Regions from separate parts of the Homo sapiens genome. Here region 1 is linked to region 2. The links are chromatin loops, found by intact Hi-C in ENCODE. Cell type or tissue: dorsolateral prefrontal cortex. All regions are shown on one strand. Each heading gives the region's core, and the rest is flanking DNA. Links, peaks and the distances in the headings are about the cores only.

Evidence for each region. Hi-C counts contacts between places; a loop is a spot of excess contacts. Peaks named below come from ENCODE experiments on the same cell type or tissue, not always from the same donor. Only the 100,000 strongest peaks of a DNase experiment are listed, where the experiment ranks them.
Region 1: it touches region 2 in a loop (2.6-fold over the local background); 1 of 110 quality-filtered maps calls a loop at or near these places.

The regions. Positions count from the first base shown.
Region 1 is chrX:40,531,555-40,546,448 of GRCh38, forward strand. It overlaps the pseudogene RNU7-164P. Among named protein-coding and RNA genes, the nearest start is that of ATP6AP2, 42 kb to the right of the region's middle. In dorsolateral prefrontal cortex, for the core only: no CTCF peak of the experiment used is centred there; a DNase peak (open chromatin) is centred at 8,149; H3K27me3 peaks cover 5,000 bases.
Region 2 is chrX:40,465,532-40,480,425 of GRCh38, forward strand. No RefSeq gene overlaps it. Among named protein-coding and RNA genes, the nearest start is that of ATP6AP2, 110 kb to the right of the region's middle. RefSeq lists enhancers at 2,846-3,140, 6,493-6,542, 6,783-6,962. In dorsolateral prefrontal cortex, for the core only: a CTCF peak has its summit at 7,005; DNase peaks (open chromatin) are centred at 6,570 and 7,010; H3K4me3 peaks cover 333 bases; H3K27me3 peaks cover 4,665 bases.

The DNA.
Region 1 (14,894 bases), core at 5,292-10,291, 66 kb after region 2:
GAGGAAGGGGAAGGGGGTTGGGTCACCACGGAGATTTTAAAACAATTCACCTTGGGCGTTCGCTGCCCTGAATGGTGAGCCAGGATTGGGATACGGCTGGGCTGTCCTTAGGGTGTTTTGTCTCTTGCCCTCGCCAGCCTCTGCCAGGGCCCTGATCCCTGAGAGGCCTCAGACGCCCTTGCCTGCTCCTGGATGCTGAATCCACTCCAGCAATTCTACCAGCCTTGGGAAAGTGAAGTCCAAGCAAAGCCAATCAGCGGGAGGTTAATATTATACTTATTTCATACATAGCTCAGTGGTTAACAGCACAGGCTTCAAATCACCCAAATGTCCATCAACAGAATGGATATAATTATGATGGGATATAACAGAATAAAGTGTGGATAGAGGCAGCCACATGGACTAGTCACACATACATTCTACTGAAAGAAGGAAGCCAGGCATGTGAGAGTCAATACTATCCACTTCCATTTGTACGAAGCTTAAAAAGAGGCAACATTTAATTCATGGTAGTAAAAGTCACAATGGTGGTTACCTCTGGGTGGCAAAAGGGGGATGGGTATTGACTGGAAAGGAGTATGAGAGAACTTTCTAGGGGGTGTTAGAAATGTTCCATATCTTGAACTGAGTGATGGTCACCTAGGTTTTTTTGTATATGAAAAGTAATTCAGGCCGGGTGCGGTGGCTCATGCCTGTAATCCCAGCACTTTGGGAAGCCGAGGCAGGTGGATCACTTGAAATCAGGAGTTCAAGACCAGCCTGGCCAACATGGTGAAACCCTGTCACTACTAAAAATACAAAAAATTAGCCTGGCATGGTGGCACACGCCTGTAGTCCCAGTTACTCTGGAGGCTAAGGTGGGAGAATTGTTTGAACCTGTGAGGCAGAGGTTGCAGTGAGCCACTGCAGTCTAGCCTGGGCAACAGAGCAAGACTCTGTCTCAAAAAAAAAAAAAAAAAAAGAATGAATTAGTGGATTAAGAATTATGTTCTAAATAGACAACTCTCAAAAGAAGATATACAAACAGCCAAGAAACATATGAAAAAAATCACAACATCATTAATTATCAGGGAAACTCAAATTAAAACCACAATGAGATAATGAGATATCACCTTACTCCTGCTAGAATGGCCATAATTTTAAAAAATCAAAAAAATAATAGATGTTGATGTGGTTGTGGTGGAAAGGGAACACTTCTACACTGCTGGTGGGAATGTAACCTAGTACAACCAATGTGGAAAACAGTGCGGAGATTTCTTTTTTTTTTTTGAGAAGGAGTTTCGGTCTGTCACCCAGGCTGGAGTACAGTGGCATGATCTCGGCTCACTGCAAGCTCTGCCTCCCAGATTCAGGCCATTATTCTGCCTCAGCCTCCCGAGTAGCTGGGACTACAGGCACCCGCCACCATGCCTGGCTAATTTTTTGTATTTTTGGTAGAGACGGAGTTTCACTGTGTTAGCCAGGATGGTCTCAGTCTCCTGACCTCGTGATCTGCCTGCTTCAGCCTCCCAAAGTGCTGGGATTACAGGCAGGAGCCACCGAGCGCAGCTGGAGATTTCTTAAAGAACTAAAAGTAGAACTACTATTTGATCCAGCAATCCCAGTACTGGGTATCTACCCAAAGGAAAAGAAATCATTATGTGAAAAAGACACACGCACACGTTTATAGCAGCACAATTCGAAATTGCAAAAATATGGAACCAGCCTAAATGCCCATCAACCAACAAGTGGATAAAGAAAATGTGGTATATATACACCACAGAATACTACTCAGCCATAAAAAGGAACAAAATAATGGCTTTTGCAGCAACTTGGATGCAGCTGGAGGCCATTCTAAGTGAAGTAACACAAAAATGGAAAACCAAATATCGTATGTTCTCACTTATAAGTGGGAGCTAAGCTACGAGGATGCAAAGCCGTAGAATGATATAATGGACTTTGGGGACTCGAGGGGAAGGACGGGAGGGGGGTGGGGATAAAAGACTACATACTGGGTACAGGGTACACTGCTTGGGTGATGGTTGCACCAAAATCTCAGAAATCACCACTAAAGAAATTATCCATGTAAACAAAAACCACCTGTACCCCAAAAAACTATTGAAACAAAACTAAATAAATTAATTAATAGTAAAATATTTTCCTAAAAAAAGAATTATGTTCTAATATTATCTAATATTAGAAATATCTAATATTAGAAATATGTTCTAATATTATCAATATTAGATAAAATAGGCCGGGCGCAGTGGCTCATGCCTGTAATCCCAGCACTTTGGGAGGCCAAGGTGGGTGGATCCCTTGAGGTCAGGACTTTGAGACCAGCCTGGCCAACGTGGTGAAACCCCACCTCTACTAAAAATACAAAAATTATCTGGGCCTGGTGGCGTGCACCTGTAGTCCCAGCTACTCAGGAGGCTGAGGCAGGAGAATCACTTGAATCCGGGAGGCAGAGGCTACAGTGAGCTGATTGCACCACTGCACTCCAACCTGGGTGAAGGAGCGAGATTCCATCTCAAAAAAAAAAAAAAGTTTCTGGCAGAATTCAGTTTCTTGCAGGTGTAGGATTGTAGTGCCCATTTTCTTTCTGGCAGTCAGTCAGGGGTCACTCTCAGCTTCTCGAGGCCTCTTTCAGGTAGGTCCAGCACATTCAATGCCATTAACAGAATCTCCTTGACATCAAATGTCTCTCAACTGTTGAATCCCTCACTTTAGGAGGAGCCCAACTTCTTTTAAGGATTAGCCTGATTAGGTCAGAACTACCCAGGGTAACCAATCTTTCTTTCTTTCTCCCTTCCTTTCTTTCTTCCTCCCTTTCTTTCTTTCTCTCTCTTCTTTCTTTCCCTTCCTTCCTTCCTTCCTTCCTTCCTTCCTTCCTTCCTTCCTTCCTTCCTTCCTTCTCTCTTTCTCTCTCTTTCCTTCTTTTTCTTGACAGGGTCTCACTGTTGCCCAGGCTGGAGTGCAGTGGCATGATCAGAGTTCACTGCAGCCTCTGCCTCCCAGGCTCAAGCGATCCTCCCACCTCAGCCCCCCAAGTAGCTGGGACTACAGGTGCACACCACCAGGCCCAGCTAATTTTTGTATTTTTTGTAGAGATGGGCTTTTGCCACATTGCCCAGGCTGGTCTGCCACCTCAGATTCCCAAAGTGCTGGATGTACAGGTGTGCATCACAGAGCCTGGCCATAATCTCCCTTTCCTAAAGTCAAGCTGGCCAGGTGTGGTGGCTCACACCTGTAATCCCAGCACTTTGGGAGGCCGAGGCGGGTGGATCACCTGAGGTCAGGAATTCGAGACCAGCGTGGTCAACATGGTAAAACCCCGTCTCTACTACTAATAAAAGATTAGCCAGGTATGGCGGCATGTGCCTGTAATCCCAGCTACTTGGGAGGCTGAGGCAGGAGAATCTCTTGAACCCAGGAAATGGGGGTTGCAGTGAGCCAAGATTGTGCCACTGCACTCCAGCCTGTGTGATAGAAAGAGACTCCGTCTCAAAAAAAAAAAAAGTCAACCTGGCAATAAGGCATAACCTAATCACAGAAGTGATGTGCCATCGTATTCATGAGTCCCACCCATACCCAAGCGGAGGGGAATCTATAGGGCGTGTGCTTCTGGGGGTGGGAATCTTGGGGGCCATCTCAGAATTCCACCTACCACACAGTGTATGCTGACCCCATGCTAGACATGCTATTCACTGAGACTGTAGCATTCTCCCGTCTATAGCAAGGGATTCCCGGACCACTCATTTTGAGAACTTCATGCTCATTCTTGGTTACAAAAAATATGTACATTATTATAAAATCTGCTTAAAGGGGTGCCTTTGGGCTGCTGCATTGTAGCTATGTTATTGACATTGTAGAATATTCCTGTTTCAGCTCATCACAGCAAAGATTTGTAATATAAGCTGGGTCCTATTTGTTCATTGCAAATTTTGATAGCCTGATTTAGGGGGAGATGGGGCTTTCCAGTAAAAACCGAAAAACCTGCTAGGCAAATCCTAAAAGAACTGTAATGCTAGCCTGATTCTTTTTAAAGAATCAATTACCAAAGAGAAACCAGTCACCAAAAAAACAGGACTGTATGATTCCACTTATATAAGATATGTAGAGTAGTCAAATTCACAGAAACAAAATGTAGAATGTTGTTTGTCAGGAGTTGGTTGGGAAGTGGGGAGTTGTTGTTTAAGGGGTATAGAGTTTCAGTTTTGCAAGATGAAAAAGTTTTGGAGATCCTATTTCATGACAACGTAAATATACTTAACACTACTAAATTATACACTTAACAATGTTTAAGGTAGTAAATATTATGTTATGTGGGTTTTCTTCAGCACAGTTAAAAATAAAAAGGGGCTGGACATAGTGGCTCACACCTGTAATCTTAACATTTTGGGAGGCTGAGCAGGTGGATTGCTTGAGTCCAGGAATTTGAAACCAGCCTGGGCAACATGTGAAACCCTGTCTCTATTAAAAATACAAAAAAAATTAGCCAGGTATGGTGGTGCATGCTCCTGGTCCCAACTACTCGGGAGGCTAAGGTGAGAGGATTGCTTAAGCCTGGGAGGCAGAGGTTGCAGTGAGCTGAGTTTGAACCACTGCGCCCCCGCCGGGGTGACAGAGCAAGACCCTGTCTCAAAAAAAGGTGGAGGTGGGGGCAGGGGGAGGGAAAAAAAGGAAAAGAAACATTCATGAAAGCTTTATGTGATCTGAAGTATGAAAGTGCTCTTCAGAGCAGCCTCAGGACCAGGAATAGTTAGTAGAGTTGTAGCAGATGTGGTGGGTTTGCTCTCTTGACATCCATCCCCCCACTCTTTCTCTACACTTTCCTCTACTGCAGAGCCTGGAGAGCTAAAATCTGCACTTACCAGACCCTCTTGGAGCTAGGGTTCTGGTTGTGAATTCAAGTCTATCAACTAGATGCTCTTTCAGATGATTTGGAAGGTGGGGCAAGGCGGAGGCCATGTCCCATTGACAAGCATGATTGTAGGGCCAGTGAGTTTCTGCAGCAATCTTCCAGTGTCCAACACTAGCCTAATGAGTGTCAACTGGCAGTTGCAGCAACAGCATGAGTGTCTTCCTGATCCCTAGGTCCCCGCTAAAGCAGCATGCTCTTGAAGTCACCAGTCCCCATAGAGCCTTCTAATTCCCACCTTCCTGATTGAGGTAGAGGTAGAGTCGCTCCCCTAGCAGGCAAGTAGTGTGTGCTGTCACTCTGATAGTCATTATTAGGGGGCCATCCCAAAGCCTCATCTTCCCTTCTATACACCAATTTTGCAAATACTCAGTTGCAACAGACTGAACGTTTTTGTCCCTCAAAATTCTGGTGTTGAAATCCTAGCCCCCAAGATGATTGTATTAGGAGATAGGGCCTTTGAGAGGTAACTAGGTCATGAGGGTGAAACCCTCATGAATGGGATTTGTGCCCCTATAAAAGGGACCCCAGAGGGCTACCTTGCCCTTTCTGCCATGTGAGGACAAAGTGAGAAGACACCATCTATGAACCAGGAAGTGGGCCCTCACCAGACACTGATTCTGCAGGAGCCTTGATCTTGGACTTCCCGGCCTCTGGAAGTGTGAGAAATCAATTTCTATTGTTTATAAGGTAACTTGTTTATGGTGTTTTGTTATAGCAGCCTGAACGGACTAAAACACGATCACCAGAATTAAATCCCTTTCTGCTTAAAATAACTGGAGTGATTTCTTTTCCCTGCACCTGGACCCCGAGTGTTGGTCATATATGATGAGACTCTATTTGCAATTTGATCATTCAATATTGCAGGGTTTTGGGGGCATCTGATAGAGATCGGCATTGCTGACTTTTTCCAGGGCTGTGCTGCACCCCTTACACGGGGCCTCACCCCCCCAGCCGGACTTTACTATCGTTGGGCAATGATCTCTTTCTCTCCTTTCTCTTCCATGACTATTTGAAAATGATTTCCCTCTGCTCAAGCTCCCTATCTCATTGTAGCAGACCCTAGGGCTGTCTGCTCAAGATATACCTCCACCTCTTTTCAGCTAACAGAATCCAGTTTTGTTTGGGTATTAGGCAAAAATCTTTTAACTTCAGGTAATACTCTCTGTGATGGGATTGTGACCCAGTTCTGGCTAATAAGGGGAAGTCTCCTGGGAGTCTCCTGAAGAGAATTTTTCTTCCTTTATAATAAAAAGGAAAAATAAAAAGCAGTGAGGAGAAGTTTTTTCACCACCTGACTGTCCATGGCTTCCTATCCTAAACAGGCACTTGATGCCTAGAGCAGCAGCAGCCATCTTGACACCACGAGTTGGCAAGCATAGGCAGAAATAGCTAAGGACGGCACAGCAAAGTGGCTGACAGAGCTGACGCCTCAATGCAACCAATGAACTGTGGACAAGCCCTGGAACTGTCTACCTCCAGACTTCTTGCTAGCTAAGCAGTAGAGATTTAAGCCACTGTTAGTTGGGTGTTTGGTTACCTGAAGTCAAAATCCCTCCTAAATAATACATCTAACCCATTCCTGATAACTCTCCAGATGCCCTTGCTTTTGACTCTACAAAGAAAATGGAGTCCCTTTCCTGTCCTCCACCCCACCAACACACAAGCTTTCTCCCTTCCCTCTTGTCTCATGGCAAGCCTCTGATCTGTGGTTAATCTCCTTTGCTCTGGATGCCACCTCCTCCATGATGTAGGGACATCAGCCCAGCAGTCAGCTCCTTTCTCTCCCACATCTTCCATCTCAGATTCTCCAGCAGCATCTTCTCAACTGTGGTCTTGAGTCAGCACCCCAGGCTATGTGTACAGGATTGAATGAACATGTCACCTCCTCATCACTGGATAACTGCTTCTAAAGGGCCCCTTTCGAGTGCCCTGGATAAGCCTCTAGGAGATGAAAGAAGCAAGAGTCTAAGGGTTTTGAACTGTCCTCTGTCTCCAGAGTAAGCGGTTGCCGGGACCATGTGTGTTCACTATGGGTGCTCAGGCCACAATCAACGCCTGCCTTCCACTGAGAGGGCTGTGTCCCTTCTGCTTTTTCTCCTCATTTTTATTGAGGGCGTATTTTCTTTATCTTTAAAGCTTTTATAGCTTTGTCTCTCTGCCTCGCTTTAGTACATTCTGTTGTTATGATTTATGCTGCTTTTACTGGCTCTTTACCCTCAGCACATAAACATGTTTAAGTTTTCCACATCTTAAAAAAATAAAATAAAATAAAAAACCCTTCCTTGACCCTGTGTTCTCATCTAGTTTCTGCATTCTCTCCCTCTCTCCCTGCCCCTCTCTCTCTCTGCCCTCTTCATTGTCAGCTCTTTAGAAGTCATCTGAACTCGCAATATTTTCTTCCATCCCACTGATTCCTTAACTCTACCGGCCAACTCACCTCTCCAAGAACCAGAAACTCAGCCCAGCTTTGCTTAGCACAATGAGGGGTTTTATTGGCAGGATGCTGGGAATACCTCAGGGCTGTGGGAAGAGAAGACGGGAAGAGGTGCAGCTGGGCCACCAGGATCCCCTGAGACTCTTTTCTTGTGGCCCCCACACTCTCTCTTCTCCGAGCTTCTCTGTTTGGAGTGATGGCATTCTTTCCTCCATGCGACTCCTAGCTTCTCCAGAGCCTTCTATCTTGTGGCTCCCACCCCCAGGGAAGGTTCAACTTGTTTGCCTTCATTAGTTGCAGTTTGAAAATCCCAGGGAAGGGTTCTGATTGGCCCACTGTGGGTCCGGTGTCTTCTCATGGATCAATCAGCCATGGCCACAGGAGTGAAAGTCGCACAGCAGAGACAAAACCACAGCTGGCTTCCTCCCTACCAGCAGTGCTTCACTGAAACTACTCTCATCCACCTGGGGGCGCCCCACCCACACGGCTCAGGCCTGACCTCTTCGTGTGCCCCTGCTGCTTCCGATTGCTGCTATCTGCGTGAAGCCGTGGAGCGCTACTGCTTGTGTGTACAACAGAGCAGCAGGGCCAACTTCAACTGATGATTCTCAGGTGTATAAATACCGCAGCTTCCTCAACCTCCGAAGTAGGCTAATGCGGTGGGCACAGAGATGAGCCCGCCAGGTTCCCCTCCAAGGAGGTATTCGTTGCCCCAGTTGAGCAGACAGTCTCCATCCAGCTGCCAAGAACCATCTCACCCATAGGCACTTCCTCCCCCCGGGGTAGCCCACAGCCAATGACTAGTCATTTCATCCCACTCCAAGACAGCACTGGCAGGCCAGACGCACTTCAGCGTTCCCCACGATGACTCCAGGCTTCAACAGGCCAGTTTTGCAATTCAACCCTCCCTCTGCCCAACCCCACTTCCTCCTCCTCCTACAGACGTTCCTAATGACAATCTTGCATGCCAAACTCCATTTCAGTTTCTGCCTGTTGAGAACCTAGCCTGTGACAGAACTGAGCTCTGTGTTCCACACTGTCTCTCAGAGGTCCCCCTTGGGACTGAGCGCCAGTTGCCTGCAGTGGGAACTGGCTTGGTGACACTCCCTTTATTGCTGGCTTCTCTCTCCTGTCTCACACCCCCATTCCCAAGCCCATATTCTCTGAATCTCCTAAAATCTAAATCTGTTTGCTCTCAAGCCCTTCTCTTGAGATCTGCTTCTGGAACAACTCAGACTCAGACACCAGGACTTTCTTGCTGTTAAATCCAGATGACCCAAACTTTATCTGCACAGTGTACCACTGTGACCATGAGCGCTTTTTGAAACACTTTCCTCCCTCAACTCCCTGAAACACTTTTCTGCTTCCCCTCTGGCCATTCCTTCTTCCCCTGCCCACTTCCAGGGTTGACAGCCTGGCTTGTTCTTGCAGCCAACACAGCTGAGAAGACCTGTCATTCCTCTGGAGCTGACTGCCACTACACAGGAATGACCCACACTGTCCATTTCCCATCCAGATCTCTCTCTCTATCTCTGTGTTGAACTCTGGACTCATATATCCAACTATCTCCCACCATCTCTGTGTGAATGTCCCACAGACACTTCAAATCATCATGGCAGGACTGAGCTCCTCACCATTTTCCTAAGCCAGCTTCTCCTGCTATACTCCTTTCTGTATTCTCCTACATTCCCCATCTCAGCAAATGGCATCACTGTCCCTAAAGCCAGCTATTCTGAGAGTCACCCAGCCTCCTACAAGTAAGTCTCCCTGATCCCAGGCTGTGCCATCCGCTAGCCACATAACCTTGAATAACTCATGAAACCTCTCTCAGCCTCAGTTTCTGCATCTGTAAAATGGTCTGTTAATAATAGTACCAGGCTGGGCGAGGGGCTCATGCCTATAACTCCAGCACTTTGAGAGGCCAAGGCAGGTGGATCACTTGAAGTTAGGAGTTCGAGACCAGCCTGGCCAACATGGTGAAACCCTGTCTCTATTAAAATACAAAAATTAGCCGGGCATGGTGGCGAGCACCTGCAATCCCAGCTACTCGGGAGGCTGAGGCAAGAGAATCATTTGAACCTAAGAGGTGGAGGTTGCAGTGAGCTAAGATTGTGCCACTGCACTCCAGCCTGGGCAACAAAGCGAGACTCCTTCTCGGAAACATAAAAAATAATAGTACCTACTCGGTAGAGTTGCTCTGAGGTTTAAAAGAAACTATAGGTGTAAAATGCTTAGAAAATGATATGGCACACAGTAAGTGTCTTAGTCCCCTTTGTGCTGCTATAAAAGAATGTCACAGACTGGGTAATTTATGAGGAACAGACATTGATTTCTTGCAGTTCTGGAGGCTGGGACATCCGAGATCAAGGTGCTGGCAGGTTTGGTCTCTGGTCCAAGATGGTGCCATGTTGCTGTGTCTTCCAGAGAGGAGGAATACTGTGTCTTCACATGGCAGAAAGTGGAAAGACAAAAAAGAATGAACTCTGTGGAACTCTGTGTCCTCATGTGGCAGAAGAGCAGAAGAGAGTGAACCCACTCCCACTAACCCTTTTTATAGTGGCATTAATTCACTCACGAAGGCAGAACCCTCATGACCTAAATATTTCACCAAAGGCCCCACCTCCCAACACTCTTGCATAGGGATTAAACTTCTAACAAATGAATTCTGGGGGACACATTCAGACCACAACAGTAAGCATTCAATGATTGGTAGTTTTTCATTATTGTTTCTGCTTTTGTTTATCTTTATCCTTTCTAAGGCTCTCCTCACTTTCTGTCTTGTACCATAGGTATTTACATGCCATCTTTAAATGCTCAACTGGTCTGCAAACTTCTTTCTTTTTCCTTTCTTTTTTCTTTTCTTTTTTTTTCTTTGAGACAGGGTCTCACTCTGCTGTTCAGGCTGGAGTGCAGTGGTGTGATCACGGTTCACTGTAGCCTCGACCTCCCAGGCTCAAGCAATCCTCCTGACTCAGCCTCCTGAGTAGCTGGAACCATAGGAACACATCGCCACACCTGGCTAATTTTTTTTTTTTTAATTTTGTAATAGAGGCAGGGTCTCCCTATGTCGCCCAGGCTGGTCTTGAACTCCTGGGCTCAACTGATCCTCCTCCCTCAGCTTCCCAAAGTGCTGAGATTACAGGTGCAAGCCACCATGCCCAGCCATGTCTGCAAGATTCTTGAAGGAAGAAGGTAGCTTATCTATCTAGCTACCTATCTATTTATCTACCCATTCATCTATCATCTATCTGTCTATCTAGATGTCTATCTGTCTGTGACCACTGTTGCCTTTTACTCCTACTTCCTGGTGGCCATACTCACCCTCAGATCAGGTTGCATTGGAGTGACTGGGGGATTTTTTTAATACATATCCAGCTAAGGGGAAGTTGAGTTGAGGATATATTTAAGTTAGGTTTAGTGGAATATTTTGTGTGTACTGTTTTGTTGTTGTTGTTGTTGTTGTTTTGAGGCAGATTCTCGCTCTGGCACCCACAGTAGAGTGCAATGGCGCCATCTGGGCTCACTGCAACCTCCGCCTCCCATGTTCAAGCAATTCTCCTGCTTCAGCTTCCCGAGTAGCTGGGATTACAGGCTTGTGCCACCACACCGGGCTAATTTTTATATTGTTAGTAGCGACAGGGTTCCAACGTGTTGGCCAGGCTGGTGTCGAACTCCCGGCCTCAGGTGATCCGCCTGCCTCAGCCTCCCAAAGTGCTGGGATTACAAGTGTGAGCCACCGTGCCTGGCCTTTTATGTGTACTTTTAAGACATTACTAGCTATCCCAGTGTCAGCATGGCTTCTGGGAAACTCTCACCACCCACTGGATCGACTTTCCAGTTGGTTCAGGCCCAGAGGTTAGATCTCAGTGTAAATCCATCTTATGGTGTCCAGAACCAGAAGTATAGTGGAAGAGAAACAAGGTTTGAAAAGTATGGAGTCAGAAACTACTCTGTGGAAAATTCAGGCATGAAAACTTGTAAGCAGAGGATTCAGTTGCCATCCAAGCCTAGACAAAACGGAAATACTCCCCTGTCTGAAATATATTCGGTGATGCAATGTATACAATTATGAACGTACCATATATTTTTCTTTTCTGATGGAATGTATGTGAAATAGAATGGATCAGAATTCCTGGTTTATAGGGCACAAACCTACATCAGTACAAAAAACAGAAAGCAGGTCTGTGTGTGAAGTCACATGTTTTATCCAGCCCAGTGAATTGGACTGCATCTTGGAGTACCTGATGTCCCTTGTCCTGATGAAGTCTGGCAGTTCCAGATGAAACGGCAGGCCAAATTGCCACTGACACAGCAAAATGCCCTAAAGAAACATATTTATCAACGAGTCAATTTTTATCCCATAAGAGTAATTCGATTACATAATTACGTAGCCCTGCACAATGTAGAGGAAATTTAAGAAGGCATTTGAATTGCCCTTATATGCCCTAATTTCAGATGAACTATATAATATATATATTAAATGTATTAAATGTGTGTGTATATATACATATATACACACACACACACATTTTTGGAATCATTGATCCCACTGAAGATTGATCAACCAGTATGCAGCCAAAAATGGCAAGATTAAAAACTGCTATAGAGGTGTGTTAGGCAGTTAATTAATAAAAACATGTTGTCATATTGTCTGAATTTTGTGAGGTTTAGGGTACTTGTCAACTGTTCAAAATTCAGAATTTCTTGTGATTTCTTTTCATACTAAAGTGTGTACCTGGAATCCTATATACTGTTACTTAAAGTGGAATTTCAAAATTGTGTAAGTTCCTGGCCCCACTTTGCCTGGGTCCTCATCAAGTGTCACCCCTGACATGTGTGGTACACACCACACAGCACACACATTTCCACAGGCGGTCATGCTGGGAGGTGTATCTCTTGGTGGGGGGAAGAAAGGGCCAAGGGCCTTGATGGAGGTAAAAAAGGCTATGGTTCTATCATGTAATAGAGCTGGGACTTGGAATCCACAGAGGTGAAACGGTGGGGCAAATCCAATCACTCGGCTTCCACTTTGGGGACTGAGGCACAAGAATGGCAAATAGAAAAAGAGGAGGGGGTTAGCAGTATCCATGGTCTCTTTAAAAAAAAAAAAGAAAAGAAAAGAAAAAGACGAAGGGGAGATAAAGACCCTTCTAAGTAGGTTGCAGTTCTGTATTTGGCCACAAGATGGTGGTAAAAGAGTGTGCTCTACATTCAGTCAAAAACTCATTAAGAGCTAATCAAAGCAAAGCGGGTTTTTCCTGTTTCCTGCCAGTGCTTTCTCCCCTTTTCCAAGCCTCAGTGCGTTTACTATTGTTCCATTCTTTTTGGTTAAAGTCATCACAAATCTGCGTTTTTGTTTGTTAACTCAGCTGTAACCTGCAGTTCGTCTTCTAGACAACTTTCCCTGCTTCTTATAGTTAAGGATTATGTTCTTATTAACTATTATTAGAAGAATTTTCTGACCCAGAAGTTTCAGGACTTAAAGCTATAGTCTTAGTTCAATAATTGTCTGATTACGTGCTGCTCTGCTTGGAGCTTTCATTACTCGGCTTCTATTTCGCGTGTGTTTCTCCATACCCCCTCCCTCAGGGCTCTGTACAGAGTTTTATCTGAAAAACCAGCTTCGACCCCCGTCTGTCCAGGAGAGATATGGTTCCATCTGGTTTTGCTGGGGCCCTGCGAAGGCTGAATTACTCCTATGTTAACCATAACAAAAATGGGCAACTTGCCTAAGAAAAACAATGACAGAAATAGAAGAGTCAGCCTTGCTGGATCCAATCCTTCATTTTCCAAGCTGGTTTTGGACACCATTGCCCCCTTCTCTCCTACCTGCCTCCCAAGATTTTGACAGCCCTGTAGGCCAACACTATTTGCTCAGAACACACCCCCCAGAAAGCACGGGGCAGCCACAACAACTGATCACCTTCCTAACCCCTTTTGAGAGTTTTGCCATCACTGAGGGCCCTTGACCTGAACATGTACTTGGTATATGAGCGGGGGCCTCTTGCTGGGAAACCATGCCAAAAATGAGAGGCAAAGGACACAGCTCAAGAGCAACCACGCTGCTCTCCTGAGTGTACAGGTACAGGAGCTCCTGCCTCTCCAGCAGTTGAGATGACCATGTTTATTTTGATGAGTCGTGTTTGCCTTCTTAGATTGATGACACTGCTGGCTGAGGTTAGAGAGCCATCTGTGTAAGAGGACACAGCAAAGTTCACTGGCCCACACTCACAGCAGATCTTGGCTGCATCCTTAGTAAGCCTCCCATGATCCTTGACTGCTCCAGGATTGACACGTCCCGTGAGACAATGGGCACTTTTGCAAAGAGGAGCAGAATTAGAAATCTCAGTCTGTTTCCTCTGCAAAGTGCCTTTCTCGCTCCAGATCCTGATTATTCTGGTTTGGCCTTGTATAAATGTCCTGCTCTGAACAACAGCTTGGATCCTCTGGTTGGGCAGAATGGGAGAATCAGTGCTGGACAAGGAGTTAGGGGACCCAGATTCAGACGCCAGCTGTGTCCCTTTTTTTGGAATGAAGGACTTCTTCCCCTAGCTTCAAAGAATGCCACCAGCAGACACCCTTCCCCCATCCCCATCAGGCCCTTAGCTATGGCCAGGGCCGCATCTTTTCCCAGGATAGCCCACATCTGATGACTGATTGACAAGGGGGAATTAAGGCTCGGCCCTCTTATTCCATCTTGGGACAGCTCCAAGGGTCATTCAATCTTTCAACCTCCTTATAGAGTGGGCTAAGACTTCCCTAAAGACTGCATCATAGCTCGACTTCTCCTTCTGCCCACTCTTGCTTTCTTCTCTTCCCTTCCTCAGTCATGGATCCCACAGGCTCTCCCTAATAAACCTCCCGCACACTAAAGTCCACTTCAGAGTCCTACTTCCCGGAAAGCCCAGCATGCAACAGGGACCCTGAGAAAGTTCAGTACCTTTTCTGAACTGTCAGGAGGTTGTCCGAGAGCCACAGAACTGTGTTTTGTGCTACCTCTCTTTGTGGTCATTTTCTCTCAGCTGCTCACTATAGATTCCACCAGCTCTTGGCAACTAGACCCACCAAGGAACCCAAAAAGGCCCAAGAACCCAGTCACAAAGATGTATTCATGCTGGAAGTGGCTGCTCACCATGGCAGGCTAGCAGGCGGTGCTGGGACACGGTCTATAGCTCTCGACTCCAATCCAAAGAGCATGGCTGTATTTGGTTTTCAAGCCCATTTGCTGCTTAATTCTAAGGAATAATTTCCCCACTCAGTTCCTTCAACCTGGAGACAGGCCTGGAAGGTTGTCCACTGGACTGCTTTATCCCACCATTGACCTTTTCTACCTCTCTTCCTATAGAGCAGCCCTGCCCAATAGGCATAGAATTCAAGCCACATATGTAATCTCCAATACTAACAGCTATATACACAAAAGTAAAAAAGAAACAGGTGAAATTGACCAAAACAATATACTTTACTTAACCCAATGTGTCCAAAATAGGATCATTTCAATATGTGATCAGCATGAAAATAAGGTATTTTAAATTCTTTTTGTTCATACTGTCTTTAACA
Region 2 (14,894 bases), core at 4,909-9,908:
AGTGGGGAGCTTGAGTCACCAGGAAAGCTAGACAAGCTGACAAATGAAGAGCTGGAGGACAGGGAGGAAGAGAAGGAGAGAGGGGTGACATGGCAGCCATATGGGGGGAGAGTGAGGAAGAAAGGAGTGGTCAGCCACGTGGGGCAATGAGAGGACAAGGAGCATGTGGTATGAAAAGGCCATCAGATCTGGTGACACGAGCTCCTTGGTGGCCTGCAAGAACAAAAGTTAACGCAGAAGGACACTCACTAGTTGGCAAGGGGAAGCCAGGTGGAGATTCAAAATTTATGGCAGAGAGTCTGAAAAAAGGATAAACTGCCCCTTAGGGACTGTGAGCTAATTGTACCACGTGGTGCACCTCGGGCAGGGATGGTCTAGCAGTGCAAAACAGAAACCCACTTGCACAAGCTTAAGTAAAAAGGGAGAATTTATGGGAATAACATGAGGCAATATCAGAGATTCAAGGACAGGAAGTGTAGCCGGCCTCTGGGGACTGGCACCAGCAACTGGGGAGCCAGCAGGAACTTTGGCAGCTATGTACTTTCCTTCACTCCTCTCTCTTTCTGGTGCTTTGAAGTCTCTGCTTCCTGCCTTTCTCTGAGCTTGCTTCTTTTTTTTTATCTCAGAGCCTTTTCTGCTACTGTATGCACATGGTAGAAAATGGCTGTCTCTGATGGCCCTCCCTGGTCTGTTCACCTGTGTCTTCCTTGTGCCCAGAGCTGTGCCTGGCACAAAGTGTCCTCTTAGTTCAAGCAGCCCACAAGGTGTGCCTAGAAATGCAAAGATGCCCTATGGCCACATTCCTGGGACAGCATCTGATTGGTCCAGCCAGGTCAGGTGCCCATCCCTTATCCAATCGGCTGTGGCCATGGGGAAGGTCTTGTGCCTCCAGCCCCTTCAGTGGAGGCCAGGGGGCAGGATCTTTGGAAAGGGGCCCCAAGTAGGCTCATGAAGAAGAGAACTTGGTGGCTGTCATAACCTGATGTTCCAGACAACTGCAGGCTCCTGGTCCCTCCTGGCACATAAAGAGGTTCATGAGGTCAGGTTCTGCTTTAATGAAACAAACAGCTCTCATGGAGACCGAGAGAGGTGAGGTATGTGCACCCACAGATGCGCAGCATTTCCGAAGATGAAACTTTCCCCGTGCCTCCCTCTCTCCACCCCACCCCCGCCACTACACCCCGCACCCTCAAACCCAGGGATACTACCTGAAGAGCTCCTTAAAGCCTCTCAAAACGTCCAGATATCCCCAGCCTCAAATCTCATCTTCTTGGAGATAGCCTGACTTCATTTTCTTCAACTAAAGCCTGAAATGAGAAGAGGACAAGAAGGGCTGGATTGGAGGGACTGCCGGGGAGGTGGGAGCAAGGCTTCCTCCCTGCTTGGAATGACCCTTACTTACCACGTGGCACTTAGATCAGGTTGGGTCCCAACAGGAAGCAGTTAAGATGGTTTGAGAAGTATTCATTTACAAAGGGGCCATCAACAAAGATGTGGGGGTAGGAGAACCACAGGGATAGTACAAGAAGCAGGAGCTGTTATCACCCTAGAGCCAAAGGGAATAGGGGAGGTCGTGGCTACCCCAAACTTAGAAGGGGACAGAGTTGAGTACAGGAGGCCACCTTAAAAGAAATGGGGGCCTTCAGTGGAAGGATCAGTCAGCCCAAGTAGACTTCACAGGGAGGAAGATAGACTAAATGCGTCCCCTCATTCTCCTCTGCCCTCTGATCTCTTGGTGGGGCTTCCCTATTGGCTGGAACTGGCCAACGGGAGCCAAAGGGTGGGGGGCCCTTTGAGATGAGTGCAATGAATGCATAAGGGTCAGCTTCCTGGGGCACAGGGCAGGGAGGAGGGGGTGGAGGGTGGGCCTGGAGGGGAAGATGGAAGATGTCGTGAACATCTACTTCCATATTGGGTCGCACTCTACGGTGTGGACTCCTCTAGGTCAAGCTATTTGGCTCCTTGTTCTTTTTGTTCCCAGTACACAACCTAGCGTACGGCTCATGCTTCCAATCGTGTTTGCTGACACCCTGAATGAATTCCGTCGTGCCTCTTTGTTTCTCTCATTGGCAGTGTAGTGGCAGTTAATGACATTTCGACAGAATGGAACCGAAACACTTCCTTTTTTCTTTTTTTTCTGAGACAGGGTCTGGCTGTATCGCCCAGGCTGGAGTGCAGTGGCACGAATCTCAGCTCACTACAACCTCCACCTCCTGGGCTCAAGTGATCCTCTAACCTCAGACTCTCGAGTAGCTGGGATGCACACTACCATACCCGGCTAATTTTTTTTGGATTTTTTTAGTAGAGACAGGGTTTCGCTTTGGATTTTTTTAGTAGAGACAGGGTTTCGCCATGTTGCTCGGTCTGGTCTCAAACTCCTGGGCTCAAGAGATCTGCTTGCCTCAGCCTCCCAAAGTGCTGGGATTACAAGTGTGCGCCACTGCACTTGGTCTAGAAACACTTCCTAAGGTGAAAGTTTGGAGGGTGGAAGAAGAAAAAGAGAAAGGAACCAGAAATGCCCCAAAGATGAAGGCTGAATGATGCTGGAGCTGTTTCACTTTCTTCTCAGGAAGTGTAAATAATGAGCTGTACTTTCTTCTTCATTCACAGTAGTAATAAAAACACAATAACTGGCATATGCAGTGCTTCCAAGCCGACCAAGTGGTTTATATGCATTACCTCATCGGATCCCCTCAACAGCCCTGTAAGGTACACGATATTGTCATCCCAATCTTATAGACCAGGCTTAGAGAGGTTAAGTGGTTGGTCAGCCAGTGAGTGTTGGTGGAGCCACCACTGGGACTTTGAGTCCATTTCCACTGTCACCACTTGTGCTCTGCTGCCCTCCTGCCAGAACACCTCTCAGGCCTGTTCCTTACTGGGCAGGCTGTCCAGATCGGAACCTCCTCCTTTCAAGAGGCTAAACTAAACAGCTGAGCAGGAACAAGAGCAAACAGGGCAGGAAGAGAGGAGGAGCCCTGCAGAACACAGTGGCCCTTTGTTTTCTGCTGCCACCTCCTGGATCATCAACACCCTTTTGTCCTCTGTTCTCTGCTTCAAATACAGGCTGAGCTGGGGTGGCGGGGGGAATGCCCTTCCTACTCATTGCACAACTATATAATAATCTTGAATATTTTAAATTGAAGTCATTTAAAAAGGAAGGAAATTCTGACACATGTGATTGAAGACATTATGTTAAGTGAAATTAGCTGGTCACAAAAGGACAAATCCTGTATGATTCCACTCATATCATGTACCTAGAGTCATGAAATTCATAGAGACAGAAAGTAGAATGGTAGCTGCCAGGGGCTAGGGGGCGGGCAGAAAAGAGGAGAAGCAGAAGTTATTGTTTAATGGGTACAGAGTTTCAGTTTTGCAAGATGAGAAAAGTTCTGGAGATGGATGGTGCTGATGATTACAAAACAACGTGAGTGTATTTAATGACACTGAACTGTACACTTAGAAATGGTTAAAATAGTAAATTTTACTATATATATATATATGTTTCTTTTTTTTTTTTTCTGAGACAGTCTCACTCTGTTGCCCAGGCTAGAGTACAGTGGTGCAATCACAGCTCACTGCAACCTCTGCTTCCCAGGCTCAAGCAATCCTCCTGCCTCAGCCTCCCAAGTAGCTGGGATTACAGGTGTGCATGACCACACCCAGCTAGTTTTTGTATTTTTAGTAGAGACGGGGTTTCACCATGTTGCCCAGGCTGGTCTTGAACTCCTGACCTCAAGTAATCCTCTGGTCTCGGGCTCCCAAAGTTCTAGGATTATAGGCGTGAGCCACCACACCCAACTCTGCTATATATATTTTACACAATTTTTAAAAAACTGAATTCAGCAAACATTTAATGAGCATCTACTCTGTGCTCTGTACTGGGCATTTAAAACCATAAATCATCAGCCCCACCTTCAAGGATCTGTCAGTCCCATTGGGCAAAGTGACATAAATGTACCCAGCCCTGTGTGAAAAGTGCAACAATGGCAGAGTGCACACGCGACTGAAATAGCACCAAGGAAGAAGAGCCAGTTCTGCAGCAAGGTGTGGGGAGGAGTCATGAATCTTTCCTGAAGGAAGCCACATTTCCAGGAACTGAGATGACTTCACGTGTGTAAAGAGGTTGGGCGGGAAGTGGGGCTGCTGAGGACACACAGAACATTCCAAGCAGAGAAATAGCATGAGGAAAAATATAGAGGTGTGAAACGGCACATCGCTGAGTCTCCTCTCCAACTCCTTGCCTTGATTTGTGGGGATATAACTAAACCCATATCCCCTTATTCTATACGATTGATATGTCTACAGGAGTGTTTCTCAAACCATCTGTGATAAAGGACCAGAATATATATATATATATATATATATAATTTCTAGTACATCATAGACTGATATGTGACCCTACTGCATATGACTATTATAGAGTTCATGCCATGTGTGACTTACCATGGAAGATGGAATTGATTTATTTCCTATTCAACAAGAGTTCACTGATCACACACTTGGACATCACAGCAAGGTCAAGTTGCTTTCAAGGCTTCTCAATGGTTTACTGTCATTTTCCATGTTTATATCATTGTGATCCAGAGCTGGTTCACGGGCCACACTTTGAGTAGCGAGTAGCACTGCTGGTCTATAAGAGGGTGAGCCCCTTAAAGAGAGGGAACCATATCTTTTCATTTTATCTGTCCTTGTGCATGCCTCCTGTTTCTTAGCAAGCCCACCCAAAAAGCCCTCTTCTTGCCCAGAAAGGGATGCCCACTTGTTAATCAGCTAGTGTTTTCCCAGTGTTTTGAATTTGGAAAGCTCTGCTGGTATTAAATACTATTATTATTATTAGTCTTGTGTCCACTAAAGTGGATGCCATTTAATTAGAACTGCATAATAAGCAAATCTGCCTTAATTGGCTGGGATGTGGCTGAAAAACCATTTTGTGTCTGCTCTGCACTCTCTGTTCTGTGGCCATCACATCGAGTTCTCTGGCAATGGGTCATTTTGGAGACCTTGGGCAGGGTTTAGGGAAGGTTATCTGGCTACTGATTAACACTTAATTAGCACCTTTTTCATGTAGCACAGCAGTGACTTTGTAAATTTAAAAATTTCAGGGGACCACTTAATGTGGAATTAAAGTACAAGTACAATATTTAAGATGCATGAAATTGTTTTACGCATTACAGCATTAACTAGCTCTTAATTTATGCAGTGCATGCCAGAGAAGGGCAATTAAAGTGTAGCAGGGAAAAAAATTATAGATCTCTACGTTGTCCTGTCTTTTCCTCTAATGATGCTTTTGAAGGTTTTTGCTACATTCATATCTCAACTCCTGTTCTAGATTTAGGAGTAACTGGTAAGTTCTGAAGCTTGTTTGCCCCATAGGAATTGGCATTATCTTTAAGCCGAAGCCATCTCCAACCAATGTCTCCCTTCCAGGACCTAGAAATCCACTTAGCCTCAGTGATTGGTCCAGGGATAGGCACATAGCCTGACTAGCACCAATGAGATGTCAGGAGACTGTTGCTGGGGCCTTATGGAAAAGTGATGCTAAAGGTATCTTCCTCGGTAGCTGTTGGAGGGAGTTGTTCTCTTTTCCTTTGGCCTGTGTGGTGTGGAGATGTGAGGTGCGGAACCATGGCAGTCGTTTTGTAAGCAGTCTGGAGCGGCGGGGGAGGCGGTGTTTGAAATTTGGGGACGAATCCAACACCACAGGATTGCTATATGGCAAGATGAAGAGAAGCCCAACCCTGAGAGATATTGGGTTGGGACTTGTCTGAAGGCAGTATGATCTCTGGACTTTTGAATTAGATTGGAGTCTATACATCTGTTGCATATTCCCCTTCTCTGTCTTTTTTTTCTTTTTTTCTGAGACGGAGTTTCGCTCTTGTCGCCCAGGCTGGAGTGCAATGGCATGATCTCGGCTCACTGCAACCTCCGCCCCCTGGGTTCAAGCAATTCCCCTGCCTCAGCCTCCCGAGTAGCTGGGATTACAGGCACCTGCAACCACGCCCAGCTAATTTTTGTATTTTTAGTAGAGACGGAGTTTCACCATGTTGGCTAGGCTAGTCTTGATCTCCTGACCTCAGGTGATCTGCCTGCCTCGGCCTCTCAAAGTGCTGGGATTACAGGCGTGAGCCACTGCACCCGGCCCCTTCTCTGTCTATATTCATGTTGTTCCCTTTTACTGGAATGTTCTTTCCTTCCTTCTCTATCCTTTGAGGCCAAGTCCAAATGCCACCCATTGAAGAAGCGTGCCTTGACCTGAACCATGCTCGGGGTGGTCAGAGTCATGCCTGCTAATGACCCTTCCTTGAACTTCTCCTTCAGCACAGAGCACATACTGCCCTGAAAAGTGTGAAGCTGCAAATGTGTGACTCTCCATCTCCCCTGCGAGGACCTAAGCTATTGCTTCTCTCTCCCCAGCATTCGTATCACACCTGGCATCCTGAGCCTGCACAGTGCCACTGAACTGTTCCTAGAAAGGAATGTTAACTATGCTAGTATGGTGTAGTCAGAGGAGGAGAGAGTGGATGTGAGCATATGGTCTTCTGAGCTAAAGCCAGACGACAAGAAACAGTAAATGCTGCAGCTGGGTGGATTCCTGGGCCCCTGCAGCTGCTGAGAGCATGTGAGGACTTGCGAGAAGGAGGAGGAGTCACAGGCAGGAGCCAATTAGATTCTCTGTCTTTCCCTCTGTTTACAACTTGCATACATCAGTAGTCTCCAGGCGCAAAGTCAAATGCCAGGAAAGTACACATTTCCCCGGCCCCTCCTCCTCCCCACACCCCAAGCCTTCTGTGGCAGACGTGGGGTTGAGCTGCTCCGATCCCCTTCAGGAGCACATCTGCTGTGCAACTTCTCCGAGTGTTGTGAGCAGACAGCCTCAGGGCCCACCTCAACCTTTCCCACGTGTTCCCCGGCAAGCGGCTGAGCAAGGCGGGTGGTACTCAGGGCCAGCCCTTTCTGAATTAGACAGGGTTCCTCTGATGAGCACCTTTGCTCGGAACTCCCGCTGGGCTAGCAGAGACTTTTCAGATCTGCACTGCCACCTGATGGCTCTCCCTGCCCCGTCCTTCTTCCTCCCCTCCTCCTTCCGCGGTGCTACTTCCAACAAACCCTTGGCCCTCCTTACTCCACCTCAGCACCTGCTTCCATGAGAAATCAACCTGTCACACCCTCCCCAGAGGTCAAAACTGTTCATCGTGGGTGTACGTTCTTCCAGATAGTCTTTTCTTTGTATTTATATACATGTAGGTACGTATGCCACCAAAAGGTTTGTTATTACTCATTTTGTTTTTACATAAATGGGATTATACGGTGTGAATGGCTCTACAACTTTTAAAATTTAACACATCTTCATGAGCAGTCAGTATCGGTGCACATAGGTATGTCTTTTTTGTATTTGCTGTAGAGTATTCCACAGTATGGCTAGCCCATTATTTAACCATTCTTATACTGATGGACATTTGGGTTGTTTCCCTTTTCTGTTATAATTAATAGTACTGCTGAAAACATGCTATCAGTGGGTTTCAAATCACAATAATAAGCTGAACCTTATTCCAATCAGTATAAACCACGCACAATGAAACAGGACATGTATTAACCATGTCTCTTCTTCTTCTTCTTCTTTTTTTTTGAGACGGAGTCTCACTCTGTCACCCAGGCTGGAGTGCAGTGGTGCGATCTCGGCTCACTACAACCTCCACCTCCCAGGTTCAAGCGATTCTTATGCCTCAGCCTCTCGAGTAGCTGGGACTACAGGCACGCGCCACCGCGCCGGGATAACTTTTGTATTTTTAGTAGAGACAGGGTTTCACCATATTGGCCAGGCTGGTCTCGACCATGTCTCTTCTTTTCTGATGCTCTGACAACCGGGGCCTTGCTGACCTTGGAGGCACTGTCCCCTCTTAGAGTTAGCCAATTCCTAAATAGAGGAAGCAGCTCCTGCCTCTCACACTCCAAGCCACTATCCTAATAGTGGCCGCTATCCTAACAGCGTACTCCTAGCCCTAATTACCCCAGGGCCAGCCACTAGACAGCCTGGGACAGCCCCTACACCCCAGAGCCCACTGAAATTATTCAAACTAGCCAATCATAAACTTGCTCATGCTGCCTGGCCCATTCCTTGCCGCAGAAACCACAACAAAGGTACGTGCCCACCATTTCCTCCTCGACCTCTGCTTCCTGATCAAACTGAGCACTTCCTCGTGGTCTCCCCTCCCCAACCCATGGAGTGGCATGCCCCCTCCTGTTGGGATCTGTGAGTATAGCAAACTGCCTTTTCAATGGCAATGGTCTCCATTTTAATGGCAATGGTCATCCATAATGGCTGGCCTCACCATACTTGAATAACAGTAAAGCATATAGGTTAAAACAGGATGGAGCATTGGCAAGGGAAAAACATTGTCTTTTTCTCCGGAAGGTTCCAGAATGCTTTTGTTTGTGAACCCTTTCTGGGCAAATGTAAGTGCGAAACATGATGTGTGACTTAGGTCAGACTGAAGAAGGAACTTCCTGCTAGTCAGCAAGGCCACCTGCACTACCCAGTTCCTGGGGCATCCTTAAAATGGTGTCATCAGCAATACCAACCCTAGTGAGCTGATTTCCCACAGAGCAGAGGCAGGGACTGAGGCCATGCAGCCAGGCTCCTGCTGGCTTAAGGCTTTAAGGAATCTGCCACTCATCAGAGCATAGCCCCACCCCTTGCTGAAGGAGGCTATGAGGTTCCCTACAGGGCCCACGGTCCCTACAGACCGCTGACATCATCCTCACCTGAGAAGGGAGGAGGGATGGGATTACTGCCCTCTCTGCTGCCCTGGGGCTCTGGGCCCGATGACGTGGGGCATCCTGGCGGAGGCTGGCTTGTGTTCACAGCCGCCTGCCGGGAGCTGGAGCCTGTCAGCTCGAGCGGCAGCGAGGGAAGACGTTTCTGACACAAAACCCCAGGGGAATGCATGGAGGAGCTGGCTGTCATTACTTATTAACAATGGGCCTGATCCCCAGCCAGGCAGGCCCAGGGAAATAGCCTGTGGGGAGGCCGGCCTACCCCCAGCGAGGTGGATTAACACTTTCAGGGCAGGAGGGAGCCGTCTGAGGGGGTCAATTGTCACATTTTTGCATGTAAGCGGGCGGGGGGGGCGGGCAGAGGGGGGCTCTCTTTATGTTTTCGAGGCAGGAACACTCTTTTCCTTATCTTCCCCTCCCCTCTGTGTCCACATTTTTCTGTTCTCCTGCCTTGGCAGGTTTTGAGCAGGCACACTCACAGGATGTAGGAGACTGCTCAGAGGGGACAGACAGTAAGATTCCACAATGCACACAATCTGAAACCCAGGTCTAATGAGTGCCCTCACAGAGGGCCTACAGGGGCAGGAAGAGGGAGAAGGCAGCCAGGGCGGAGGTCAAGGAAAGGTCTGCAAATGAGCTGGTCATTAAAGCCGGTTCTTGCCTCTTCATCTCCCCTCGGGGGGTGCCCGGCTCTAGTACCAGCCTGCTCTGTCCAGCCTGGCGACCACAAGTGGACAGAGTGACCCACCTGTGCTGTTGCAGGTCAAGTTTCCTGGGGAAGGAGATGCTGAGACTGAGAGTAGCAGGCAGGACCTTTGCTAGGGAGCGCTGTTAGGATCAGCACCTGGGGAAGGGAGTGGGGACTAGACTATAATGCAAGCCCGACAGTCGCCTCAGCTGGCCTCACGGAGGGCTCTGTGTTTGGCGGAGGGCTCTGTATATGGCAGATGCGCCTGACAGCAATAACTGAAGAATGACCCTGAGAATGACCATGTGGTCTAAGAAGAGTGTGTATTCCAAGTCCCAAGCTAAGTAATCCCGGAGTGGCTAACCTGGAGATTCACTCCATATCTATGAAGGACATCTGAACCCCCAGCCCATCCCTTGGAATGCAGGCCATACAGGGGATCAAGGCCCTTTGTTTGGGGTTGGATGGAGGTTGCTAGATGGAGGGTGCTAGGTGGCAAGTACTAAGTGAAAATGCCATATAAACGGCATGCTTATTACAAATTGTAGCAATTGTCCTGTCCAGCCCGCCATCACTGGACTATCCCCGTGTGGAAGTCCCCCCGGTAAACCCTATGTCTTGTTCTCTATCTCTGGGTCTCTTCTTCGGCCTCTTGGATGCAGTGCCATCATTACAGGAGTCAATAAGGGTCCGGCACAACACTCTGGAGCTGGGTGGAGCCTTCAGATTTGGGGTGGAAGGCCAGCCTCTATAGCCTCCCATTGATCAGCTCCTGGACATGGGCTTCCCTAGAAGGCTGGCATAACCCTTGGCAGGGCAGTTTCTTCCGCCTTGGGGAGGGGCTGGCTGCAGGCAGTGCTCTCAGCAGAAGAAAGTAAGTTCTTCCTTCCTGAAGGGGGAGCACAGCAGACCCCACCCCCACCCTGCCCCGCACCTGCCTCCTGGAGGACCATGAATGAGGGTCTCCAAATCACAACAGAGGTGTTCCTCTCCTAGAGTGGCCCTGGCCTCTCTGAGCAGGGAGCAGGAGTCCTGCCTCCCTGTAGAGGCCAGCCTGGCCTCCTTTCCTGTTGCATCTCCTCCCAGCCCTCTTCCCACCCCTTCTCCACTGAAATTATTCAAATTAGCCAATTCTAAGCCTGCTCATCCTGTCTCACCTATTCCTCCCCACGGAAACCATAGTAAAGGCAAGTGCCCACCATTTCCTCCTCTCCCTCTGCTTCCTGGCCAAACTGGGTACTTTCCCATGTGCCCCACCCCCACCCCCATTCCAGCTCTTGCAGGCACAGAGTAGGAAAATCTGGCATGCTCCATGGTTTGTACTTGTATGAATGGCACCCTGGGCTTGATTCCTGCATGGTCCTGCGTACATCCAAATGCTGATTTGGTGGACTTTGCACCCCTCAGTCAGACTAGAAGGTTAGAGAATCCCACTGCTCGCCTCGGGCAAACTTTCCTGCAAGGCGCTGTTGGAGCATTTCAAAGGACAGAGAGCTGAACTTCACTGAACTTAACAGAACAAGTTGTATGACTGCTTTGCACAGCTTGCTCAGAAGACTGATGAGCAAGACTTCCTTGAAAGTGACCTGGTGGCCCAGTGTAGGAAGGGTACTTACCCCCCTCACCCATCTCTAATTACTGGAGGCTACAGAAGTTTCCCAAAAAGAGCCTAATAGTTTTGCATGACCAAATTGGCTTAGGTCAATTTGCAGCAGCCTAAAACCCCACCCCAGATCCTCTATAAAACCTTAATCAGCTGTGAATCTCTACCTCCCCACACCAATAACCACTGTATGCCTCGGTGTTTTCTCATGGGTATAGCAGGAATCTAATACTTGGTCCTCTGTCGTAAGAAGCTGTAAGGACTGTAAGTATTGTTTTCTTAAACGCTTCCAAAACAAGTTGGGTTCGCAAATTGGAGACTGACATCTTGGTGGGAGGAGGAAGATTTAAAAAAAAAAAAACAGCTGCCAGAAGTGTCCACAGATTTTCTTGTCCATGTCACAGCAAGGAAGCATTTATTAAGGGCTAGTGGGCATGGGCAGTGGGACGGGCATGGCACTTGAGCGAACTGCACTGGCATGGTCCCTAGTGTATCTGTGTTTACAGCTCAGGCTGGACGACACCACGTGAAGCCAGATTAGGGGCAGCCACCAACCACACACATCCTGCACGAAATCAGATAATCAATGCAAAACACGTCGACAAGGAGGTAAGATTAGATACATACATCTGATGGCTCAAAATGCTGATTGCCTACAGAAAACCAGGGCTGTGGATTATATTCTAAACTTGAGTTAAATCTTCTCTCCATACAGCCTGGCCCTGAAGGGTGGAGTCAAGGTCAATGGTGAAATGGATGGTTCTCAGGCAGCAGTAACATGCTCACCTGTGTGAGATAAACCCAGTGCTCAAGACCTTAGAGCACAGCATTAGTTTTGAGTGTCTGTGGGCCCTTTTAGTTGACAAAGCATTTTCACTGTCATTACCCAGTTAGACCATTACAGCTGATTCCAAGTGTGAGAGATGCAGGGTGGATAGCTACATCTCTTTGGGCTTACCGATAGCTACCCCCTGTTGCTTGCTGATAAGTGCCCAGTTTGTTGTTGTTCTTGTTGTTGTTGTTGTTTGAGACAGAGTCTCGCTCTGTTGCCCAGGCTGGAGTGCAGTGGCATGATGTCGGCTCACTGCAGCCTCCATCTCCTGGGTTCAAGCGATTCTCCTGCCTCAGCCTACTGAGTAGTTGGGACCACAGGCGTTCATGGAAGGTGGGCTCAATCCCAGGAGATGACTCAATTACCCTAGGCCAATCATCATGCAAAAACCAATTTTTTGATGATTTAGTATAGGGACGTCCCTGAACTGATCAATAAAACCTAGGATGATCCTGGTGGGTAATTTCTCAGAAATATTTTTCTCCCTGAAAAAGAGCAATGCTAAGGAGACTGCTGCCACTGTCACCCATCCACCTTCTTCCAGCCTTTGAATGCCATCGTAAGGATATTAGATGTAGGAGCAGCAGCAGCCATTTTTTGATTGTGAGGGGATGACAAAACAAAAATGTAGAAAGAGCTTGGGTCTTTCATGACCTCTTTTGCCACTCAATGTAAGACCACCTGCCTCTAGATTTTTTTTCTTTTTCTTTTTTTTTTTTTTAAGAGACAGGGTCTTACTCTGTCACCCAGGCTGGAGTGCAGTGGCCCAATCATAGCTCACTGCAGCCTTGAACTCCTGGGCTCAAGCAAACCTCTCACCTCAGCCTCTTGAGTAGCTGGGACCATAGGCATGTGCCACCACACCCGGCTAACTTTTATTTTTTAATTTTTTTTAGATACGGGGTCTCACTCTGTTGACCAGGCTGATCTCAAACTCCTGGTCTCAAGCGATCCTCCTGCCTCAGCCCCACAAAGTGCTGGGATTACAGGCACAAGCCACCATGCCTGGCTTTGGACTTCTTGTTATATAAGACGTTAATATACTGTCATTGTTTAAAAAAATTTTTTTTTGTTAGATACTCTGCTGAGAGTGTCCTAATGGGTATAATCCTGATTTAATAGTTGAAAAAGCTAAGGTTCAGAAGGTTCAGAGAAGTTGAGTCATAGAGTTAGTAGCAGAGAGGGGCTGCTACTAACTCTCTCCTCTGCCTCTGAACTCTACAGTCTTAGGGGATCCCTGGGGCCTCCTCAGGGTTGGGGGAGGGGTGCCAGTGGTTGAGCTCTGTGTTCCTGCCTCCCTTTCCCCACCCAAATCAGAGCAGTGGGGGCTTTTATCTGATTTACCTTACTGTCTTCTCACTAACATTCTGTTTGAAACAAAGGACTACAAGGTTTAAAAATATTTTAAGCCACAGTCTTACCACTTGCCCTTTAATCACCAACAGCGGCTCTATGCCCCACCACAGGGGAAAAAATTGCAAAGAAAATGTCTTTTTTAAGAGGAAACAGAGAGTGAGTAGTATTTTTATTTCCTAGGTTAAAGCCCAGAGATCCTAACAAACTGCTCACTCATGTGCGCACACATGCAACCTACAAACACATACACAAATGCACTTTTGAAGCATATACATTCAGACACACCACTCACTTTATTTTTCATCCTATTAGGCTCTCTCAGGTTATAAAGCACAGAGACACAATGAGGTTAGCACAGGTGCCGGGGTCTATAGAAGCCCCTGGAGGGCCAAGCATGAGCAAGAGCTCCTGCCTTGCTTCTGGAAATGGCAGCAGCCACAGCCAGACTTGTCATCTGGTCTTGTCCTCAGCTGCTCCAGACTCCAGAGCCACCTCCATTCTTGAGAACCAGCTTCTTTTGGCTTCTACTGCTCCCTCTCAAGGTGTCCAGAATTAGACACTTTCCCCCAGAGTGGATCTCATCAAGTGCGCTCCTCACCACACCGTGCAGATGCACCAGCCTTGCTGGGGCTCCTCAGAGTTCTCAAGCCAGGACACCTCATGCCCAGGGTGCAGATACCCGATCCAATCAAAGGTAACAGGGTAATCAGGTAACAGAGTTAAATGACATATAACACAGGTGGCAACTTATGCAAAAGGAACCTGTCTCCTCAAAATGGAATGATGAGCATTGCAAGTGCTTACCATTTAATCAGCCCCATTGCAGCTGCCTGAGAGCAAGTGGGGACTGCCCTCCTTTCCTCCCTCTCTGCAGTGCTTTCCTCCCTCTCCCTTCTTTTCTCCCCTCCTTCCTTTGCTCTTTTATTCAATGAACATTTCTTTGATGCCTGCTGTTCCAGTTATCTATTGCTGCATGATAAATGATCCCTAAATTTAGTAACTTCAAAGGAAAACCATTTTATTACATCTCACAACTTTGCGGGGTGTCAGAATTCAGGCAGGGCTCGGCTGGGCGGTTCTTTTGTTCCTTATATGGTATCTGCTGAGAACACTCAGCAGTATTTGCTAGCAGCCTGGTTGGTCTAGAGGGTCCAAGATGGGCTGTGTCTAGTGCCTCGGCCAGAAAGGTTAAAAGGCTGGGCTCGCTGGGCCACTCTCCCATATCATATGATCTCAGGGCCTCTCCATGTGATGTCTCTAGTAGGTGAGTCAGACATCTTATGTGGCAGTTCTAAGAGTGAGTGTTCCAAGAAACAGGAAGCGTAAGCTGCCAGGGTCTTAAGGCCTGGGCACCAAAATTGGCACAGCATCACTTCTGCCATATTCTGTTTGTCAAAGAAGTCACAGAACCCACCCAGATTTAAAGGAAGAGATCTAGACTTCCAGGAGTGTGAAAGCATTGGTGGCCATCTTTAATCCGCCACATCTCCTTTCTGCTGGGAATTGGGAGAAATGCTGTGGAATTAAAAATAAAATAACATGAACACTGCCATTTTGTTCCCTTTTTATTTCTGCTGGGTTCAGTCCATATCTGGGGGTAAACTTTCCCTAAGCTACAGGAAAAACTTTGACATTGC